Regions from separate parts of the Homo sapiens genome. Here region 2 is linked to region 1. Evidence: chromatin contacts called from ENCODE Hi-C or POLR2A ChIA-PET data. All regions are on one chromosome and are shown on one strand. The core of a region is the stretch at or near the end of the contact, and the rest is flanking DNA. Distances in the headings are between cores, read along the strand shown.

The links. A loop is a pair of places that touch in the nucleus more often than their neighbours do. ChIA-PET counts read pairs that join two places held with the same protein, here RNA polymerase II (POLR2A). Pooled maps may share reads with other maps.
Region 2: a map with no recorded cell type shows a loop between it and region 1 (9-fold over the local background). The contact joins two enhancer-like sites. A Hi-C loop is called at or near these places in 2 of 168 maps with a recorded cell type or tissue (B cell and IMR-90), 14 of 37 single-sample maps with no recorded cell type and 9 of 50 pooled maps. POLR2A ChIA-PET finds 5 or more read pairs at or near these places in 5 of 52 experiments (AG04449, BJ, Panc1 and 2 more).

Annotation. Positions count from the first base shown.
Region 1 is chr1:172,893,212-172,896,784 of GRCh38, reverse strand. No RefSeq gene overlaps it. Among named protein-coding and RNA genes, the nearest start is that of TNFSF18, 160 kb to the left of the region's middle. Within about 2 kb of position 1,429, at least 7 of the 41 ENCODE cell types and tissues checked have a DNase peak (open chromatin) inside an H3K27ac peak, as active enhancers do; they include B cell, where a contact is called at or near this core.
Region 2 is chr1:173,412,563-173,416,204 of GRCh38, reverse strand. All of the region lies in intron 2 of LOC100506023 (a long non-coding RNA gene), which reads left to right. It also overlaps a transcript of TNFSF4 not described here. Among named protein-coding and RNA genes, the nearest start is that of PRDX6-AS1, 47 kb to the left of the region's middle. RefSeq lists enhancers at 1-41, 1,502-1,551, 1,612-1,771, 2,352-2,401. Within about 2 kb of position 1,929, at least 4 of the 41 ENCODE cell types and tissues checked have a DNase peak (open chromatin) inside an H3K27ac peak, as active enhancers do; they include B cell, where a contact is called at or near this core.

The DNA of each region.
Region 1 (3,573 bases), core at 180-2,679:
TATGTTACTACAATTTCTTCTACTCTTGTATCACCTCTGTTAATAAAATAAAAAAAATTGTATCTCAAATTACATATAATTTAATCCTGGAGTAAGGAATAATACTGTTTTATCTAAGAAGGTATTAAGGGCAGGCTGACAGGTGGAAGAAATTGGGTGTAAACTTTCAACATTCAGATATTTATGGCCTAAAATTCCATCATTATCACTTCATGCCTTTCAATTAAGCTCTAGTTAGTCTCTCTCCAGGTTTCTTTTAAAAGGCAATTATACACATCAAAAGAATAACCAATAAAATCCTGTCATGTTAGTGTAAATTAATTTATCACATCACTCTCCTATATGGTCCCTACAAGATGAGAAGACGAAGCAAGCATGGGAAACTTGGAAATTTGTGGGAATGGAGCACTGGCTGAAATGGAGAATAGAGTATAAAAACATGAAAAGCGAGTGTTGTAATACCTTCATCTTTTCAGCTATATTCAAAAGCCTTTAAAGGAAAGGGATCATATATTCTTACATGACTCATATAACAATTCTTGTCCTCTTAAAAATAAAGCATATATTTACAGGTGAATAGCTAAAGATTTCAGAGATTTTATTGCATATATATCCCAAGATCCCACAACACTTGTTACAAGATCTATTCCTTCAAACCAATGACTTCAGAAATCTTTTTAAACACATTACTGTGTTTCATGATTTAGAGGGCTGTATGCATAACTATGGATACAATAGAATTCCCATGGTGATTATGACAAGCCCCAAGGCAAGTGGTTTTCATCATATTTGTTGTCCCAATGTCACATTTGTCATCATTTTTGTTTGTCATGTCCCAGTGATATAAAGGAATTCATCCCTGCCAAGCCCAAGTTCAAAAGGTGAAGAAATAGACTCCACTCCTTGGTGGGAGGAGCAGTAAAGCTGCACTACAAAAAGGAGATGCTACAGGGATGAGAAGAATGCTTCGCCATTTTTGCAAATTAATCCACATACATTTTATAGACATAAATATAAGTGTGGAAGGATACATAGCAAACTGATAATATTGTCCACTTCAGGGAAAGGATCAGCAAGGGAGACAATATTTTATTCACTTGTATTTGTTTGACTTACACCAAACATACATTACCTTCATAAATTTTATTAAGCAGAGAGTTTTAGTAAATATAAAAGTTATAATAATTATATTTCTATCACCAAAAGTTTAATTTCATGGACACCTTAATTCATTAACACTCAAAAGAATAGAAAATAGAAAGAAAACACCCAAATAGAGCAAGTTTGTCAATATCATAGTACTATTGTTAAAGGAAACCAAAGGAAGAAATGACTTTACTGAATGATCCACAGAATTGTTTTGCAGTTTCACAGCTCACAGATTGTTTTTCACCGGACGCATCTAAGCTTCTAGTGTCGAGTTTCACTTTCAAATGTCAAAGCAACACCTCAGGAAATACACATGGCTCAGCCTGTTGCCTTTGCTTATAAAAAATCGACTCCCTTTTCAGTTAGTACTGATGGATGAAAGGACATTCTCTGATCTTTTCACCAGTAACCAGTCATATAAATCCTCCGATGAGCTCTAATTTAGTAATCTGAAATGTACAGTACTATTCACAAGTTTTTCATGACTCAGAATTTGCAAAGAATTTGATCAGGTTTCCTTTTCTAGTTTTGGTGGTATTGAGTCTGGGGAATTAATATCATAATGATCTATAAAAATGTTTCAGCTGGCTTTCGCGCTCTCTCGCGCTCTCTCTCTTTTTCTCTCTCTTTCGGTTAATATCTTTGCATCTGTGTTTCCACCAAAGAAATTTGGAACACATATCATATGACAGTGTTGTTGACACACCCCATATCTGCTCTTCAGCTTGTGTGGACACTTCTTTTTTCACTAGAGTGCTTTATTATGACTTACCTTGCTACTGTCCTGCAGGTGAACAACCCACAGACTGTGGTACCAAAATGTTTTGCGCTGAAGCTTGTAAGACAGTCACCCCTTGCATTGTTCATTCAGGCTTGATAGGATTCTCTGCAGGAAATCATCTTGAAGAGCTTGTCTTTGAAGAATACCTCTCACCACACAATTGCCCATATCTCAGGCCCTTTTTGTTCAACAGCCAAGTCATCATGTATTAATACTGTTTATACTGCCCTAAAACACAGGGACATCCAAAGGCATGCTACACCAGATAAGAGAATGAAAACCCCCTTCTACCAGTCAATCATCAGCTCTAAGGTCTTATTTCTATATTTCACTGAGTCATTTTGGAAATCATGCATGTGAAAGTCTTTTGATCTTGTATCAGCATTGGGGAAAATGAACAACTTTCTCGTATTGATTTTACAGCTAAAATTTCTCCATCCAACTGAATTGCTCAAATTGGTTAAAATCATAAATTGGCTGAAAACCAATACAAGCGAATAAAACATTGTGTCCCTTGCTGATCCTTTCCCTGAAGTGGACAGTATTATCCGTTTGCTATGTATTCTTCCACCCCTTTCTTTACAAACCAAAACAAATTGGTTAAAATCACAAATTGGCAGAAAATAACAACTTTCCAGTTACTGATTTTTTAAACATAAAGGTAATTTATGTATATCATAAGATCATAAGACTGTTTTATAATTTTTATGTTTTGATTCATTTTACATCTTTTCTTCAGAAAGTATTTGTTTAATGGTCATTTGGTTGCAGTTCTTTGTAAATGTTAATTTATATTTTAGTATTTTTATTTATTTTTGGAAACTATTTCTCACATTATTTGTGTAGCCTAGGTAGTTAGTTTACTGCAGGAAAAGAGTTTTATTGTTATCTGGCCACAAAGGTGATCTCGACGTATCAAATCTTATCAGAAAGTCTCGTCTTAATCTTTACTGAAATCTGGATGTTTCTGTTTACTTGGAATGCTAGGAGGTCCTTTTGAATGTTAGTCAGCTTTACTCTCCTTGTTCTCTAGACTTTTAAAGATATTTTCACAGGAGTCTACTAAAGACACCTTCCCCCCACTCAGCCCCAACCCCACCTCATGCACAGCCTCCTCTCTGGGATTCTGCCTTGTAGCATAAAGAAGGTCTAATTAGGATAAGGATACATCAACAGGCAAGGAGCCAAACACCAGCAGGCAAAGAGCCAAAGACCAGCCTTACTCTCCTTGGTGCAAGAATAAGGCTAAGCTACCAGAGTTCTGTGTTTTTGTTGGCAAAGCTCATGTCGTTTCAGGAAAAAGACTATTCCTGCCCAGGCCCATCTCCATGGTTCCAGAAACCTCATTGTCCTTTAAATATGCAGGCAACTATTCTGGGTTACCTTCACCACCAGCACCATCACAGTAATTCTGAAAATGACAGTTATTGGTGTCTCTGTGCTTTGGGAATACCCTTCTTCCCAGAATCACAGTGCATGTTAGCACTGGTGGCTTCCTCCTCCTCAGTCAGCTATCAAGAAAGCCAGAGATATCATCAGCCTTGGAAAGGAAAGGACAGCCCAACAGCCTTGCCATACAGGATTTTCCAGTAGACCTGATAATGAGAATTCTGAGATTATGTTGGTTAGGCCTGGAATGAAAA
Region 2 (3,642 bases), core at 680-3,179, 520 kb before region 1:
TTAGCCTACATGTGCCCAGAGAGCTACACTATCACCACCCACCACATCTCACCGACAGACCCTGCCTTTAGAGACAAGGACCAACCTAGGAGAGCCTGGGTTGGCTCTACCTCCCTGGGCATTGATTTGGACAGCTCACCAACTCCCAAAGGAGCCAATCTTCTGGCCTGGTTGGCTCCCAACCTACTCCCTGCCCCATCGGTTTGCTGCAGAGGCCCGGTGGACCTGGCAGTCCCACATCATGACATTCCTTTTCTTCCATGCACCAGTTTTGCACAGCTGTCATTTTTCTTTCATAATTTCATCAGTCCCACAGATACGCACATTTAGGCAAAAATACTATGAACAAAACAGACAAACAAAAACAGGCCCTCAACCCAGCTCCTGAATACCAGTTAGAAAGAGCATTTGCATTCTTCTCAGTAAATATCAAGCATACTAAAAAAGAAAACAAATTGTTTCACTTACATTCTTACTTGCACCTGTGAGGGAGCCATTGTTACTGTCATTTCATGCATGGAAAGGCTGAGGGTCACAGAGGTTAGCTGATTTGCCTAACGTCGCAGAGCTGAGAACACCAAAGTCAGGGCCAGGATAATTATCCAGTGTTTGTCCCTCTGCCAAGTGCTGCCCCTTGGACTTGGGGCCCTCAGGCCATCAAGACTGGGGCCCTTTGCTCCTGGAGTGTCCCAAATTGATAGTGTAAGGGTGGTTCCGATTGAGTCTGACATGCTGCTAGGAACCCTCTGTTTTCTTCCCTTTATTCTCTTCTATCTTCCTTTTCCTAAGGCTCATCCCACTGTCCATTCTTCATAGGCTTCAAGGTGCTCTTTGACTTTTCTCTGTAGCTAGGCCATGGGACTTTCAGGTGTCACCCATCCTCCCACCCACTCACTTGCCTCTTGACAGTGCACCAGCTGAGGCACAACTATGTGTTGGGGAGATATGTAAGGAGAAATGTGAGACGTGGTCTTGCCCCTAATAAACTGTTAAAGAAAAATTATCCTGATATCTGTGAAAAACAGCAACGAACACTTTATTCAAGGCTATTGCAGTAAGGGTCAAGATTATTGCAATAGGTGAGAGGATTGAAACCCAAATACATCAGGGATAAGGGGGGATTTACAGCCAATCAGCACGCTGGGGGAGTGGATGGAAAATTACTAACAGGAACTTGATTAGGTGGAGGAAGAGGAGCTTGATTGGATGTTGAGGGTGAGAGAATCTCAGTAAATGGACTTAACAAGATTCATTGCTAAAACTTGGCTCATCAGGTCAAGGGCAAGGCCTAGTTGAGAAGAAGGCTTCAGGGAACCCGACTAAAGTTTGGTCAAGGAGGGAGTCTTTGCCAGCACTCACAAAGTCATATGAGAGTCAGGACCCAAACACAGGACCCAAGCTGCTACGAGGCAGTGATGTGCCAGCCATGGCATGGCTGAAGCTTGGAGAGGAGCCAGTGGATATATCTGGGTTATTCCATCCCCTCGCTCCAGGGCTGACTGGCAGACAGTCACACTGGCTTCATCTCAGGTTCATTCATTTCTCACTGCTCTATGATACACCATACTTTTCTTCTACTTCATACTTTGAAGCTTGAATTTCCAAGATTTGATAAGAAAGACTGAAAACCATAAGCAGACTGAAAAGTGCCAAGGCTTTATCTAGATCTTGGACAAGAACTTTAACCTCATGTTTCTTGTTTGCAATATTGAGACAATACTTGTTACAGATTGAATTGCGTCCCCCAATAATTCATTTATTGACTTAACCTGCAGTATGACTGTATTTGGAAACAGGGCCTCCAAGAAGGTAACGGTTAAATGAGGTCATAGAAGGTGGGGCCCTAATCTGGTGTCCTTGTAAGAAGAGGAAGAGATACCAGAGATCTTTTCCTCTGTGCACACACAGAGGAAAGGCCATGCAAAGACACAGTGAGAAGGTGGCCGTCTGCAAGCTAGGAAGGGAGGTTTTACCAGAAACAGAATTTTCTGGCATCTTGACCTTAGACTTCTTACTTCCAGAACTGTGAGAAAATAAAAATGTCTGTGGTTTAAGCCCTCCAGTCTGTGGTACTTTGTGATGGCAGCCTGAGCACACTAGTACAATACCTATCCTGTGGGTTTACGATGAGAACTGAACATAAGGTGAGTTGAGGACCTAACTGCAATTCACACGTTGGCTTGTCCCCCTTTCCTCCTGTCATGTGATTTGTAGGGTGTTAAGGGTCTTTTGCCAGCAGACACCTTCCTTGTGACCATATGATGGTGTGGAAAATTCACACAGTAGAAGCATTCTTTTGGATTCAGGCTTTGCTTCTCTGTATAAACTAAAAGGGGGAATTTTCTGAAAGCATGTTATTATCAGTTAGGATTCCTGGTTTCAAGCAGTGTACATGGATTGGCTGGTTTAGGCCAAAAAGGAACTATTGAAAGGATATAGACTGGGGTACAGGATTGGCAGGAAGGATGGAGGATCAGATGTGGGGCCTGCCAGCTGGCAAAAGGGCCAAACGTCACACCTTAGAATGGGGCGTGAGGACTGCAGGGCTATGCTGCTGGGCGCCGGCTGCTGCTGCTCGCTCCTCTGACCCTGTGAACACTGGCCTGCTGTGACACTGCTGGACTAGACTCTTCTATGACCAAGTCCTCCACACCGATGTGCCCTGTGGTCTCTGTGATTCTGGAGCGCTGCTGTCTCCTTGGCTGAGCTTAGATCATGAACACTGGCATTTTCAGCACTGAGAGTGGGAGGCAACTCTGCCTCCTGTCAAGATTCATAAGGTGGGGAACTTCCCCAAACAATTAAAAGCAGGCTCAAAATGCCAGATGGTCAAAAAGAATAACAAGTTCCCCCACAGATACAGGGAAACCTTTCAGAACCCCCACATAGGAAGTGCAGCTTCACTCACAGGAGTGAGAACAAAGAATTGGAAAGCCGACGGCTGGTTACTCTGCATCTCTCTGCCCCTGTCTCTCTGTCTCTGTGTCTCTGTCTTTCTCTCTCTCCTATATTTTCCAGCTCCACTTGCTAAAGGTAAGGCCCACCTCTGTCCTGACCATTAGAAATTAGTTGTCTCCCTTAGAACATCTTTTTCCTCATCTTCTGCAAATACTTTTCAATCCCCCTTGGAGATTCCCTCCTCTGTCCATTTTTGGTCTGGGTGGGCTCCATCCTCAGCCCTCAGGATGGGCCATAGGACCCCGTCCCAAGCCAATCAACACACTATTCCCTTGGATGCAGGAGTGAGTATGTGACCTAAACAGCCTCGATTCCCACCCCCTTTTTTATTGAACTCAAACTTATCTGTTGCAAAGTGTACAAAGTATACAACTTGATGAATTTTACATAAAATCCGTTGTATACATCTGTGGAATCATTACTGAGATTGAGATACTGATCATTTCCATCAGCCCAGCACCTCCCCTTGTAGTCCTTCTCTGTAATACTCCACTCAAAGATAATCACTATTCCGACTTCTGTTACCATTAATGGAAATTTTACCCATTTTTAAATTCTATATGAATGGAATAATATGTAATCTTTGGTGGCTGGCTGTTGATCTTTCTGTTACTGACTTGCAGCAGTTCTTTATTTTGGATATGAGTCCTTTGCTAAATACATATATTGCAAATATATTTTCTT